Regions from separate parts of the Mus musculus genome. Here region 2 is linked to region 1. The links are chromatin loops, found by intact Hi-C in ENCODE. Cell type or tissue: heart. All regions are shown on one strand.

Region 1 (8,000 bases):
CTGAAGCACTGGGATTACAAGCAGACACCACCGGTGGCCATTATACTTTTTGTCTGTTTTTGTTTTTTAAGATAGGGTTTCTCTGTGTAGCCCTGGCTGTCCAGAAATCATTCTGTAGACCAGCTGGCCTCGAACTCAGAGATCTGCCTGCCTCTGCCTCTCAAGCGCTGGGACTAAAAGTGTACACCACCATGCCAGGCTACATTAACTTTAAAAAGAAACTCACAATGAATAACCTTTTGTTTCCCTAAAACAGGAAGAAGTGTGCTCCTGAGATAGCTACGTGGACAGGTGATATTTAAGGTATTTTTAGCAAAAGGCTTTTACAGAGGAGTGGCCAGGGCAAGCCCTTGGGGAATGGTCTCCACTATATTCAAATCACCAAAAGTGGGAACTTTAAACATCACTGCAGAAGCTGGGCAGTGTTGGTGCATGCCTTTAATCCCAGCAGTGGAGAGGCAGAAGCAGGTGGACTGATCTACAGGTCGAGTTGGAGGACAGCCAGGGCTACTCAGAAAAACCCTGTTTCAGAAACAATCAATCAAACAAACAAATGAAACAGCAGCTACAGGCTAACTGAAAACTCAGCACACAACTGTATGCTAATGTTCTGATTGATCACACAGGCAGTGGCAAGGGCAGAGGGAGCCCCTATGCTGACAAGGCCATGAGCTACAGAGCTACAGGGACAGCAAGGGGCAGACACACTCAGAACACTTAGGAGTGACTAGCAGCGGAGTGCCAGAGGGGAGCTATGAAGGGCGGCCTGAGAGACAGACAGCTTAGGCAGAGTCTGCACCTAGCTCCAAACTCCCACTCTATCCCACGGCTGTGAAGAGATAACCCAAACCCTAACCCCTAACACCCTGCCCCTACCCCTAACTCCTCAATACTAACCCCCTAACACTAACCCTGAAACCCTAAATCTAACACTAACCTGAACCCTAGTCCCTAACCCTAAACCTAATTCCTAACCCTAACCACTAAAACCTAACCCTAAACAGAACTCTAATCCTAACCCTAACTCCAACCCTAACCTTAACTGCTAACCCTAACAAGTAACCCTAACGTAACCCATAACCCTAACACTATAACACTAACCCATAAACCCTAACACTAACCCACTAACCACTTAACCATAACAACCAAGCCCTAACCCTAACACCCTAACCCCTTAACCCTAACGCCCTAGCACCCTAACCCCTAACGCTAGATCCCCGAATTTAACCCCCTTAACATAACCATTAATCATTACAGCCTAACGCCTTAAGAACCCAAACCCTCAAACTCCAGAAACTGAACCCAAACCAGAATGCAACACTAAACCCTAACCATAAAACCCTAACCCTAACCCTAACCAAACCCTAACCCCCAAACCCTAATCCTAACCCCCTAAACTCTTAAGCCTAAAACACTAATCCTCTAACACTAACCACCAAACACTAACCCAAACCCTACCCCCTAACTCCTTAACCCTAACACCCTGACCCTAATACTCTAACCCTAACTCCCAAACCCTAATCCTAACCCCAAACTCTTAAGCCTAAAACGCTAACCCTCTAACACTTACCCAAACCCTAGCCCCCTAACTTCTTAACCCTAACACCCTAACCCTAACCACCTGACACCAACCCCCTAACCATAACCCCTAACCATTAACCCATAAACTAACCCCAAACTCCTGACCCCCTAAACCTAACCCTAACACCTCACACCTAACCCTGACCCTCTAGCCCTAACCCTAACCACTAAACCTATCCCAAAACCCCTAACCTTGACGCTATATTCCTAAACCTAACAGACTAACCCTAATCTATGAAACCTAACACCCTAAACAAAACACTAACCACTAACACATAACCCTAACCCTGAACCCTCAGCCTGACATTCATCCTCACCATAACCCCATTAACCATGACCCTAACCTTAACAACCCTAACACTGTCCCTAACCCTAACCCTAATCCCTAAAAACTAATCCTAACCCATAACCATAACCCTCTAACTCTAATCCAAACCCCCCAAATAACCCCCCCTAAAGCTAGTTTCATATCCTATGCCCTATATAACCCATAAGCCTTATTCCTTAACTCCCAAAACCATAGCTCCCCATAAACGGAACCCAAACCAGGAACCCTGAACCCTAATCGTAACCCTAAACATAAAACCCTAACCACCCTACACATAACCATAACCTTAACCCTAACCCCTAACCCGTATCACCTAACCCCTAAAATAAGGCAAACCCAAACACTAACCCCTAAAACTAACCCATAGCTCTAACCCTGAAACCAAAACCTAACCCTGAATCCTAACCCTGAACCTTCACCTTCACCAACACCCTCATCCAAACTCTAACCACTCTGACTTTAAATCTAACAACCCTAACCTTAACAACTCTAACACTAGCCCTAACCCCTAAATGGAACCCCTAACCCTAACCATTAACCCCTACCCCCTAACTCCTAAACCTAATTCACAGACTAACCCTAACCCTAACCCTGAAATGAAACCCTAGCCCTGAATCCTAACCCTGAACTGTCACCTTCACATTCACACTCACCCTAACCTTAACCCCCATAACCCTAACAAACCTATCCCTAACATCCTAAATTTAACCCTAACCCTAACCCTAGAAGTGAACACTAACCTTGAACCCAAACGCTGAACCCTAACCCTCACATTCACCCTCACTCTAGCCTCTCTAGCCCTAATCCCAAGCCTAGCAACCCTAACCCTTAACTCTAACCCTCTAATCTTAACCCTATAAGCCTAACCCTAACCCAAACACTAACCATAAAACTGTAACCCTAACCACTAACCCCTAAACTCAAACCACCCTCTAATCCTAAAACTAACCCCAACCATAACCACATGCGCCATATAACCATGTGGCGCCACCACACCTCTAATCCCATGACCTTGAACTCGGAGATCTTCAAATGTTTAAATTTTTAAAATTCATTTATCTAGTCATTTCTTTTCTTTCTTTCTTTCTTTCTTTCTTTCTTTCTTTCTTTCTTTCTTTCTTTCTTTCTTTCGTCCTTTCTCTTTCTTCCTTTCTCTTTCTTTCTTTCTCTTTCTTTCCTTTCTTTCTTTCTTTCTTCCTTTCTTTCCTTTCTTTCTTTCTTCCTTTCTTTCCTTTCTTTCCTTTCTTTCTTTCTTTCCTTTCTTCCTTTCTTTCCTTCCTTTCTCTTTCTTCCTTTCTCTTTCTTTCTTTCCTTTCTTTCTTTCTTTCTTCCTTTCTTTCTTTCTTCCTTTCTTCCTTTCTTTCCTTTCTTTCTTCCTTTCTTTCCTTTCTTTCTTTCCTTTCTTTCCTTTCTTTCTTTCTTTCCTTTCTTCCTTTCTTTCCTTTCTTTCCTTTCTTTCTTTCCTTTCTTTCTTTCCTTTCTTTCTTTCCTTTCTTTCTTTCTTTCTCTTTCTTTCTTTCTTTCCTTTCTTTCTTTCCTTTCTTTCTTTCTTTCTCTTTCTCTCTCTCTCTCTTTTTTCTTTCTTTCTTTCTTTCTTTCTTTCTTTCTTTCTTTCTTTCTTTCTTTCTTTCTTTCTTTCTTTCTTCTTTCTTTCTTTCTTTTTGCTTTTTTTCGAGACAGGGTTTCTCTGTATTGCCCTGGCTGTCCTGGAACTCACTCTGTAGACCAGGCTGGCCTCGAACTCAGAAATCCACCTGCCTCTGCCTCCCGAGCGCTGGGATTAAAGGCGTGCGCCACCACGCCCAGCCATTAGTCATTTCTTTAATTAATTTAGTCTTGGTTTTTTTTTTCGAGACTCAGCTGGTATTTTTTCCTATTTTTTTGTCTCCCCCCCCCCCCCCCAGAGCTGAGGACCGAACCCAGGGCCTTGCACTTGCTAGGCAAGCACTCTACCACTGAGCTAAATCTTCAACTCCTCCTATTTTTTATTTTTAAATTTTTAAAGGTTTAGATTTATTTATTTATTTATTTATTTATTCAGAATTATTTCTTTATTGAATTTTTTTTTTTTCTGAGACTGGGTGTCTCTGGGTTGAACCCCGAGACGGTTTCTCTCGCGCGCCACCCGGTGGCGACAAGTTGTCACTCCAACGCTCCGCTCCGGTCGGTGTCAAAGGATATGGATTTGCCTGCGGTCAACCGGCCAGCCTGAGGGAAGGGCGGGCAGTCGAGCGGCTTCGACCCGGTGACGGGGTCGCGTTTTAAAACAGTAGGTTACCGGGAGATTGTATCTGGAGCTACACAGGTGGGACCTACAACTCCCACCTTGCCTCGGTGCTTTTGTGATGTCACTTCCTGTAGCAAACAGGAAGTAACACCCGAGGCAGGAAATGACTACAACTCCCAGCATGCTTAAACACTAACTTCCTGCGCCAGACAGGAAGTTCCTCCGTTCCCAACAGGAAGTGAGTTCTTCTAGGGAAGAACTCGGAGCGTCAGCGACGACGAGGATTTCCGGTTTTGAGTTCGCTGCCCGGAAACAAACAGGGCATGCCGCATGCGTAGTTCCTCTCCTTGCCGAACCCAGTTTTCCTGGTCCTCTCCGCGTCGCCACCTCTGAGCAGCGCGACCTGATCTCCGGTTTCCCCGCAGCGACTACCGTTACCCCCGGCGACTCCAGTGACGTCACCGGGTCAGGTCCTGACCGAAGAGCCTTGGGCGACCCGTCACCACTCCTCGCCTGTTGACGTGTGCTGCAGCTGTACATGTGTACATGTGTACATGTGTGCCTGTTGTGTGATGCCAATGTACATGTGAACATGGGTCCCTCGTATGTGATGCTGCTGCACATGTAAATATGTGTGCCTGATGTGTCATGCTGTTGCACATGTTTACATGTGTGCCTGTTGTGTGATGCTGCTGTACTTGTGTACATGTGTGCCTGGTGTGTTATTAACCTGTAAATGTATGCCTAGTGTGTGTTGCCACTTTACATGTGTGCCGGGAGTGTGATTCTGCTGCACATGTGGACATGTGGGCCTGGTATGTGATGCTGCTGCACATGTGGACATGTGGGCCTGGTATGTGATGCTGCTGCACATGTGGACATGTGGGCCTGGTGTGTGATGCTGCTGTTCATGTGTCCTGGAGTTTGCCTGGTGTGTGATGCCACTTTACATGTGATCCAGGTGTTAGATGATGCTGTACATGTGTTCAGGTGTGCCTGGTATGTGTTGCTGTAGCACATGGGTACAGGTGTGGCTCTTTATGTGATGCTGCTGCACATGGGTTCATTTGTGCTGTGTGTGTGATACTCAGTGTGACACTCAGATACTCATGCAAACATCAGCTTTTATTTGTATGAGGGACTTGTGCCATGAGAATTTTTGAGAATTTTAGGAATTGTTCTGACCTCTCAAGAACATCAAATAAATAGTAAATGACTGAGATAGCAGAAGCAGCAGCTTTATTACCTCAGAAATAGTTGCATGGCCTGTGAACCACAATGGCTTGAATTTAGCTAGTTTTGATATCCACTCCACTGCCTTAGGCACATCCCAACGTTCACTGACACCCATCATCTGCAAGGACAGACTTCTCACTTCTCTGTAGAGCCATGGTTCCAGAGAGAAGATGCCTTAATTTAGTGCAACCTACTGCTTAGGAAGACTCTTCTGGCATTTCTTTTGCTAGTGTCTACTCCAGAGTTCTCAAAAAAGGATCCAAAGTGCAGACATTGGGATTAGAAATCTGGCTTCAGATCTGAGCCATATGTGAGGGAAGAGATGTGAATTGCTCACAGAACTGCTGTGATGTCTACAAGTGCCCTGGGCTGGATTATGAGATGTGCTGACTCAGGGATGTGTCCATGTTAGGTAAGCACTTTACCACTAAGCTATAATATTCACCCCCATCCTGATGTCTTTTGTTCCAACCAAGAAGGAGCTAGAGAAAGTATCCAAGGAGCTGAAGGGGTTTGCAGCCCCATAGGAGGAACATCAATATGAATTAACCAGTACCCCCAGAGCTCCTTGGATCTAAACCACCAATCAATGAAAACACATGGTGGAACTTGTGGTTCTAGCAGTATATGTAGCACAGGATGGTCTAGGCAGTCATCTGCCGCAGACCCTCTGGATCCCTTTGTCTGCGTGGAATGGGTCTCTAGTTGCAGGTGGGTAAAGGGTGCATGAATTGACAGATAGATGCACACAGGAGAGGTTCTGTAGAATCTGAATGTAATGTGTCAAATCGAGCATCAAACTTTTTATACAGAAGACAATAAGGAAGTTGGGTGACACACTCGCAAGGTACAAAGAGGTTACTGGATTCTTACATAAAACAGAGGAATACAAACACAGAAGGTCTAACAGGAACCACCTGGGATAGAATTCATTGTTAACAACTGGGATCAAAAGGAGCTCCACCTAAGATTCACTTAATCTTAGAAGCTAGGGTCAAGGGCTTCGTGCCCTTTCCATAGTTCCTATTTTAGTCTATTGTATAGTCCACCTTTCCCTTAGGCCATTGTAAATACATGTGTATGGGTGTAACTCAGCTATCTATAGTTCTAAGTATCTACTCTGGTTTCTCCTTAGGTCTGAAATTTCTTCCTAGATGATGGTAAATTCCTATGTAGGGCAGTGACCTAGCTTTTATTCAAAGTGATACCAGAGGCTATTCTGAATGTCACTGAATAGGCAACATTCTTCCTGGATTCCAAGCCCTTGGTCTGCTCAAGGACTTTCTAGGATATTGGAACACTGGCGAAGGCTTTGGCTATGTCAGAATTAAATCTTAAAAGGCATTTATAATAGGATAATTCTAAAAGAGAGCATGTGGATCCATACACTAGACTGACTCGGGAATGGAATATTAATGTATAGGTTAGAGAGAATGCCAGATTCCAGGAGTGAGTTTCCGTGAAACTTTCTGCCTCGTGAGTGGCTTCCAGGCCTCAGCCAGAGTGTGTGGCAGTCATCAGTGGGAGGAAAGGCCCTAGGTCCCGTGAAGGTTCTATGCCCAAGTATAGGGGAATTCCAGGACTGGGAATGGGAGTGGGTGGGTTGGGGAGCAGGGGAAGGAGGAAGGGATAGGGGGTTTTCGGAGGGGAAACTAGGAAAGGGGATAACATTTGAAATGTAAATAAAGAAAATATCAGCTGGGCGTGGTGGCGCATGCCTTTAATCCCAGCACTTGGGAGGCAGAGGCAGGGGGATTTCTGAGTTCAAGGCCAGCCTGGTCTACAGAGTGAGTTCCAGGACAGCCAGGGCTATACAGAGAAACTCTGTCTCAAAAACCAAAGAATAAAAAAATAAAAATAAAGAAAATATCTAATAAAAAAGGAACATGGACATTTTAATAACTTATGCTAGTCTTGTGATAGGTAAACTCTCTTTTTAAAAGCTATGGGGTCTGATCAGTTTTAGTTTTAGCTTTTCTACAGAGCTAATTAAATCTCATCAGAGCAAGAGACCATATTTTTGCCAACCTTTCAGTTGGATCCACTGAGTGCTTTATTATTTTTTTTAAGATTTATTTTATGTGTGTGAGTACACTGTAGCTGTCTTCAGACACACCAGAAGAGGGCATCAGATCCCATTAGAGATGGTTGTGAGCCACCATGTTGTTGCTGGGAATTAAACTCAGGACCTCTGGAAGAGCAGCCAGTGCTCTTAACCTCTGAGCCATCTCTCCAGCCCGAGTGCTTTATTTTATTTTAAGCATATGAGTGTTTTGCCATAATGTGCGTCTGGTGCCAGCAGAAACCAAAAGACGGCATCTGATCAATGGTACTGGAATTACAGCTGGTTATGAGGATTAGAACAGAACCTGGATCCTCTGCAAGAGCAGAAAATGCTCTTAATCACAGAACCATCTCCCTAGCTCCTTATTTTATTTACACAGTGTGTGTCTCCTCTCATGTATATGTGTATGCACACACATGAGTGGAAGTTAGAGGACAACTGTGGTGGTCAGTTCTTTCCTTCTACAATAATGATCCTGAAGACTGAACTCAGGTTCTTGAACTGGACAGCTGGTACCTTTAACTGCTGAGCCATCCAATCAGCTCCCCTCTTATCTTTTGAAT
Region 2 (8,000 bases), 71 kb before region 1:
TTTACTCAGGTCTTGGTGCAAACAAGCCAGTGCATTGCCAGTCTTGTAAAAATGTAGCACAATTGTGTACAGTACATACTTGATAGTGCTAATAAATGGCTTACTGATCTATGTAAGTTTTTATTGTATTAGAGTCCATTCTTTTTATTTGTCTATCTATTTATTATTGAGAAAGAGTCTCACCATGTATTCTCACCATGTGGCTGATCTGGAACTCACTATGCAGACCAGGCTGGCTTCAAACTCACAAAGATCTGCTTGAGAATCTGCCTCCTGAGTACTGGAATTATTGGTGTGTGCTACAATGCCGAACTAGAATATAATCTTAGTAAAAAGTCAGAAAACTTACTAACAGGTAGCAACCTCAGCATGGCATGTTCAGAGCATCAAGTGGCCACAGGGGCCAGGAACCTAGTCGGGTGGTAAAGCTGGTGCCTCGGGTGTCCAGTGTCTCAGGGTCCAGCTCTGGCTCCAGCCCCCTCCCTCTGAACACAACCTCATTGAATGGCAGACCCATACCATCTAGGGTTGTGTAAATGCACTACTGGCAGTCACAGTTTGACATTCACACAAGAAAGCACCTAAACACCTAAGGACACATTTCTCAGACTGTGTCCCAGAGTGTGACTAGGTGATGGTGCCTCAGAAAGGCTTCACGAATGAATGAGTGGTTTTCCTATGTGTAAGTGGAGCACAGACCTGCCCATGTCCATCTCAAAAGCCTCCTTAATATTGGAAAGCTGTTTAATCTCTCCTCTCTCAATCCTTGCCATTTCTTTTTTTTTTTTTTTTTTTTTTGGTTTTTCGAGACAGGGTTTCTCTGTGTAGCCCTGGCTGTCCTGGAACTCACTTTGTAGACCAGGCTGGCCTCGAACTCAGAAATCCGCCTGCCTCTGCCTCCCGAGTGCTGGGATTAAAGGCATGCGCCACCATGCCCGGCTTATCCTTGCCATTTCTTGAAGGGCCTGTGTAGTGGCCGCTCAGGTTCTGATAACACACTGTCTGGCTCTGTGCAGCTCCAGGAGCAGAGCTTATAGTACAGGGTTTCCCTGTACTAATCACTGAAAACACACTGTCTTAGGATGTCTGATGTGTGGTGAAACACCATGACCAAAAATTTGGGGAGGAAAGGGCTTATTTGGCTTTATCCTGAGTCACAGTCAATGAGGGGAAGTCAGGACGGGAACCTGGAGGCAGGAGCTGAAGTCCAGGCCACGGAGGGGTGCTGCTTATTGGCTTGCTCCCCATGGCTTGCTCAGCCTGCTCTCTTCACTTGATCTTAGCCAAAAGGCCGAGAAGTGATTCAACCTGCTTTCTTACAGAATCCAGGACCACCAGTCCAGGGATAAGCACCACCTTTAATCCCAGCACTCGGGAGGCAGAAGCAGGCGGATTTCTGAGTTCGAGGCCAGCCTGGTCTACAAAGTGAGTTCCAGGACAGCCAGGGCTATACAGAGAAACCCTGTCTCAAAAAAAAAAAAAAAAAAAAAAAAAAGGAAGAAAGAAAAAAAGAGCATGCACTGTTCTCCCAGAGGTCCTGAGTTTGGTTTCCAGCAGCTCTGGGGGGCATGCGACACCTCTAGTCTAAGAGGACACCTACAAATGTGGCATATCTACACACAGATCCATAATTTAAAATCACAAAAAAATAAAATTCTAATTTGGGGCTAGAGAGCTGGTTCAATGGTTAAGAACATATGTTGGGTGCTCTTACAGAAGGCTCGAGTTTCTAGTACCCACAGGATGGTATTCAACTCTAGTTCCAGATCTAACCATACATGTATGTTGTGCATATACATATAAACAGGCAAAACATACACATTAAATGAATAATTAAAATGTAATGTGGTCACACTAACAAGTAATAGAAATAATAGTAAAATAATATGCTTAGTAGATGCAAAAAGGAGGTAACTTTCCAACCTTGAAGTTCAGTTATCTTTTGTTGTTCTCTGTGCTTTTGGTGTTACAGCCAAGAAGTCATTGTCAAATCCAATATATCAAATTTCTCAGGGCTTAGAGATGGCTCAGTAGTTAAGAGCACTGGCTACTCTTTTAGAAGACCTTGTTTCCAGTACCCACACTAGGTAACTCAAACTCTCTATAACTTCAATTACAAGATATTCAATGCCTTCTGGCCACAACCAGAACCTGCACACATGAGTGTTTTAACTGCACGTGTGCCTGCTTGCAACTTGCATGCCTGGTGCCCTCAGAGGCCAGAAGAGCATGGTATCTCCTGGAACTGGAGATATAGATACTTGTGATACACCATCTGGGTGCTGGGAATCGAACCGGGTCCTTTAAAGCAACTAGTGCTCTTAACCACTGAGCCATTTCACCACCTCTTTTTATTATGTGTTTTTAGTTTTGCTCCTTTTAAAAAAGGTATATACAGTATATTTATAACATGTTTTCTAAAGAATTGAAAAAAAATAGTGTTATATAAAACTAGGGTTTTTGTTTTGTTTTGTTTTGTTTTGTTAAAACAGGGTCTAGGTAGCCCAGGCTGGCCTGGAATTCAGGACACTCCAAAATACTGGGATTCCAGTGTTATTTTGAAATAACTCACCTCAATCATTTGAATTACAACACTCAATTCCATACCAAAATTATGTTGTGTGTGTTTCTTTTCCAGGCTCTGGAAAAGTATGACAAAGGGAGGTGTTTGCCTTGAATTACCAAACTTGTGACTTCTTAGGTTCTCTCTCTCTCTCTCTTTTTTTTTTTTTTTTTTTTTTTTTTTTTTTTTTTTGGTTTTTCGAGACATGGTTTCTCTGTGTAGCCCTGGCTGTCCTGGAACTCACTTTGTAGACCAGGGTGGCCTGGAACTCAGAAATCCTCCTGCCTCTGCCTCCTGAGTGCTGGGATTAGAGGGGTGTGCCACCAAGCCCGGTTTAGGTTCTCTTTAGTGGCTGGTTTTGCTGTAAGTGAATTTAAGTAACTATCCAGAATTAATCTAAAGCACTAATTAGCTTATCCGTTTGGTGTTTACTAGAAGAAAAATCAGGGCTGCCTTCCTTCAGTTTTTGCATTCAGGTTCAACCATTTTTCTAGGGCCTTAAAAGGGGGGCGGGGTGTTCAGATCATGGGTTTTGACACCAATGATGTAGAAATACTGGATTTTCTATTATTATACAATTTGCGAGCCCTTTGTGGGGTTAATGTGCCCTTGAGAAAGTTGCTTATCCTCGCAGACCTTTAAAATGGTAATAATATCCAAGGGCTGGCTGCGGGTCTCCAGCGCTTAGGAAAAAAAACAAAAACAAAAACAAAACTGTTATGTACCACTGAAAAATTCGTTTTCCCCTCATAACTGGAAAGTACAGGAGAAAGCACCATCACCGGGAGCCTAGTTTAACAGCTTTCCATATTTCTTACATAAACCCCTCGCCTCTGGAGCCCCATCAATGAGATAAGAATAGACACCCCGTTCCAAGGGATCCAACGCCTTCTTCTGGCCGCCGAGGGCGCCAGCATCCTTGTGCCATGCACACATCGTGACTGAGCACAAGGTGGCTCAGATTTTTCGGGCACAGGAGCGGCTGTCCCATCGCCCCGGCGCGCCTGCCCACACACTCCGCGGGGGTGGGCCCGGCAGAGGCGGAGCCGTACGCAGAAGCTTCCGGGCCCAGCCTTTCACGTTCCTGATTGGCCCGGTGACGACAAGGGCGTGCGTCCGAAGGCGGAAGGGGGCGTGTCCGCTCAGGAGGAGGCGAGATGGCGGCGTCTGGGGGCCGCGCGTGTGTGCGCTCGCTTCGTGGAGGTGTGCTGTGGCGGAGCAGGTATGGCCGGGCGGGAGGCTGCTGGGGTAGGGATCAGCACAGACCAAGCCAGGCTCTGAGAGCGAAGCCAGTTCTCGTCGCCGGCTCGCCGCGAGTAGGTCTGACAGGAAGGACACGGAGCCACCTTTCGGCTTCAGAACAGGTGCTACAAGCCACCGCGTGGACCGTGAAATGGGTGTGGCCTAAAGGCTGGGTGAAAGTGCACAGGGACAACCAAACCCACCATATTCTGCTGCCCGCTGGTCTCTAGAGTGGAAGCAGAGTCGATCTCCTTTTCACGGGTGTTTGCCTTCCTACCAGGCTGGTGTAACCTGGAAGAGCACGGCACGGCAAAGCGACCTTCACTTGGGGTTCTAAAGCTTTGAGGCGAAAGAATTAGGTTTCTTTATCTGAAAAGTCTGTGGTGGAATTGTGGTCCTTATCCTGCTGACCCCAAACGTCTGGGTTACTTAAGTTCCTAGGCAGCTAGAAGTGGGAGAGCGACATGAGGCATCTATTGTGACTGTTCATTTGGCTTTTTGTCTGCTCCAGACAGTTTCATTAGGTAACCCAGGCTGGCCTCGAAATCACAGCTATCCCCCTGCCTCAGCCTCCCAAGTGCTTCCAAAAAGCCGAGATTACTGGCATGTTTCAGCTGTTTATTCTTTTTTGAAGGGTAGGAGGGGAGAAGAGGAGAGAGTTCTTAACCCAAATGAGAGAGAAGAAACAGTTCTCAACTTGGCTGAGTTACTTAATAGCCTACATACTTATTTCTTTTTGGCAAAGACTACTTCTACCTTTTTACACCGTGTGTGTGTATGCATATGGGTGGTTGCAGGTGTCCATAGGACCATCAAGAGTCTCCTGGAATTGGAGGAATTACAGGTGGTTGAGAGCCATCTGACATGTATGCTGGGAACCAAACTCTGGTACTTTTTTTTTTTTTTTTTTTTTTTTTTTGGTTTTTTGAGACAGAGTTTCTCTGTGTACCCCTGGCTGTCCTGGAACTCATTCTGTAGACCAGGCTGGCCTCGAACTCAGAAATCTGCCTGCCTCTGCCTCCCAAGTGCTGGGATTGAAGGCTTTACCACACCTGGCTCAACTCTGGTTCTCTTAACTGCTGAACCATCTCTACACCACCAACATTGCTCAATTTTTAAAATGTGTGTGTGTGTGTAAATATTTTGCCAGCATGTATGTCTGTGTGTGCCCTGGTACCCATGGAGGCCAGAAGAAAACATTCTAGCTTAATTGGTGACCTTTAGGCTAGTGATGGACCCTGTATCAAAGAACAAGATGCACGCCTTTAATCTCAGCACTCAGGAGGCAGAAGCAGGTGAATCTCTCTGGATTCAAGACCAGCCTGGTCTACATAGTGACTGCCAGCCAGCCAGAAATATATACTCAGACCCCATATCAAAGCAAAACAACAATAAAGAAAAAACCATAAAACATAACAAACCTAACAAGTTTTTGTATGGTTCATGGGGAATGGCCCCCAAAGTTGTCCTCTGACCTCCCCATTCACATGCATAAACACTACCCACATTCATTATTTAATTTACTGATTAATTAATTTGCAATTAGCCTTATACTTAAGGAACTTACAGTTTAATAGACAAGGGTAATATTTTAATATCAAGTACAGTGTTGGATAAAGCTTTTCAAGAGACCTACCAGTTCAGCTTTAGAACTCTCCTAGCTTTTGAAAGAAGGAGAGAGAAGTAAGGACTATAGGTAAAATGTTAGGACCCATGGTGATATTAAAAATGTGTTACAGGGCTAGCGAGGTTGCTCAGTGGTTAAGAGCATTTGCTGCTCTTCAGGGGAATTGGAGGTACAGTCATAGCCTTCATGGCAGCTCACAACCATCTGTAACTCCATCTCCAGGAAATCTGAAACCTTCTGACCTCCATAGGCACTGCAGACACTTGCTGTACAGATACACACACACACAACACACACACACACACTCTTGATCCTGGCAATTTTCTGTAAAAATTAAAGATGTACAAATACTTGTTTCTGGGCAAAATGTATTGCCCTCCTTGGCTGTTTGTGACCTTTTGTGGAAATAAAACTAAGAAGAAGAAGGAAAAAAAGATTTTTATGTGGGACTGAAGAGATTGCTCAGCCGTTAAGAGCACTTATTATTCTCACACATGTATGGTGGCTTATGACCATCTGTAACTCCAGTTCAAGGGATCTGACGCCTTCTTGGGTCCTCTGTGTGCACTGTACACATGAGGTACACAGACATACATGTAGACAAAACACAATATAAAGACATCTTACAACTGGAAATAGGGTGAACATTGGTAATGAAGAGGATATACTAAGAATTCCAGTGTGTGGTAATTGAATATCTCTTTCTTTTTTGAAAAAGTTTTGGGTTGCAGAGTTGCCCCACTGGCTGAGAACACTGGCTGTGCCAGGTTGTGGTGGCGCATGCCTTTAATCCCAGCATTCAGGAAGCAGAGGCAGGTGGATCTCTGAGTTCCAGGCCAGTCTGGTCTGGGAGGAAGTTCCAGAATAGCCAGGGCTACACAGAGAAATCCTATCTTGAAAAAACAAACAAAAAAGAATAAGGATGTTGGCTGCTCTTGCAGAGGACCCAGGTTCAATTCTCAGACTCACATGACAGCTCATTCACCATCCGTAATTCTAGTTCCAAGCAACCCAATGCCCAGTTTTGAGCTTCTCAGGAACCATCCATGCAAGTGGTACATGCACATACATGCAGGCAAAACACTCATATACATGAATAGTAAATCTTAAAGGATTTTTTTTAATGTGCATTGGTATTTTACCTGCATGCATGTCTGTAGATCCCCTGGAACTAGAGTTACAGACAGTTGTGCGCTGGATATGGGTGATGGGAATTGTATCCCGGTCCTCTGGAAGAGTAGCCAGTGCTCTCAACCACTGAGCTATCTATCTCTCCATCCCTAAAAATGGTTTTAGTGCCATTACTTTTTGTAGTAGCCATATGTAGGCAGGTGGCAGGCCCTGGACCAGGTGTATTACATGGTGGGATTACTGCTAATGAGGGCAGTTCTGATTTTACAACTGAAGGAACTGAGGCTTAGAATTTAACATTTTCCTGAGGCTGCACAGGATTTGAGCCAAAGCCAAGTGCTTCATCTCATTTTATTTTTACTTCTGTGAAAGGATCTCACTGTGTCCCCCAAGCTGGTCCTTTAAGAACTGATTATGAGAGTGTGTCTTTGCACCTGGCTTTAGTCGCATGCGTGAAGATGCACACCCTTGGTAGAAGAAACACCTGACTGAGCTTATCTGTTCTTCTCTCTGGGCCTTAATCTTTTTTTTCTTTTCCAAAACATTTATTTAATGTTTATGATATTTTGCCTGTACCCCATGTCTGATTTCTATGGAGGCCAGAAGAGGACATTGAATCCCTCGAAGTTGTGGTGACATGGGTGTTTTGAACTGCCATTTTTATACTGGGAATCAAACCTAGGTCCATCCTTTCTCATTTATATCCAGCCCTTTAGAAAGGCACACTCTACTTCCTAGGTGGGTGGTGGTTGTGTACACCTTTAATCTCAGCACTGGAGAGGCAGAAGCAGGATCGGATCTGTGAGTTTGAGGCCAGCATGGGCTACGGAGTGAGTTCTACGTCAGCCAGGGCTACACAGAGAAACTTTGTCTTGAAAAACAAAACAAAGCACCTCCTATCTGCCCATTTCTTGTTATCTGTCACTCTCCAAACAGCCCCAGACCATGATTGCCCACAGTACCAATCTTGTTTGACTCTTGGCACTCTCTTGTCTACTTGCCACAGACAGACACAACAGTCTTCAAGATAGAAGACCAGCCCCTCTGCCTGATTCTGGTCTTGCTACTCTGTACCATCTTTCTCTGGTCTTTAGTACTTACTGTCCTACCCACCGCATGGATTACAGCCTGTTGCGATATGGTTTCTATTTGCTATGGTGAACCACCTGACTGAAGCAGCTTGGGGAGAAAAGTGTTTATTGTGCTCAGCCTGCTTACTTATAGAACCCAGGACCACAGCCCAGCGATGACTCCACCCACAGTAAACTGGGCCCTCCAACATCAAGCACTAATTAAGAAAATGCCCTACAAGCTTGGCTGCAGACTCATCTTATGGAGGCATTTTTTTCTTTTTCTCTTTTCTTTTTGTTTTGTTTCGTTTCTTTGAGACAGGGTTTCTCTGTGTAGCCCTGGCTGTCCTGGAACTCACTCTGTAGA

Evidence for each region. A loop is a pair of places that touch in the nucleus more often than their neighbours do. Peaks named below come from ENCODE experiments on the same cell type or tissue, not always from the same donor. Only the 100,000 strongest peaks of a DNase experiment are listed, where the experiment ranks them.
Region 2: a loop joins it to region 1, with 7 times the contacts of the local background. A loop is called at or near these places in 6 of 42 quality-filtered maps.

Annotation. Positions count from the first base shown.
Region 1 is chr5:32,710,434-32,718,433 of GRCm38, reverse strand. No RefSeq gene overlaps it. Among named protein-coding and RNA genes, the nearest start is that of Gm52771, 19 kb to the left of the region's middle. In heart, a CTCF peak has its summit at 4,058; DNase peaks (open chromatin) are centred at 4,323 and 5,023; H3K4me3 peaks cover 1,608 bases; H3K27ac peaks cover 1,389 bases.
Region 2 is chr5:32,781,334-32,789,333 of GRCm38, reverse strand. Pisd (phosphatidylserine decarboxylase) reads left to right here and starts at 3,708. Exons shown (of 8, transcript NM_177298.3): 1 at 3,708-3,785. The coding sequence starts at 3,721. Prr14l (proline rich 14-like) reads left to right here. Exons shown (of 11, transcript NM_194340.2): 11 at 1-127. In heart, a CTCF peak has its summit at 3,499 (motif pointing left); a DNase peak (open chromatin) is centred at 3,643; H3K4me3 peaks cover 1,725 bases; H3K27ac peaks cover 1,497 bases.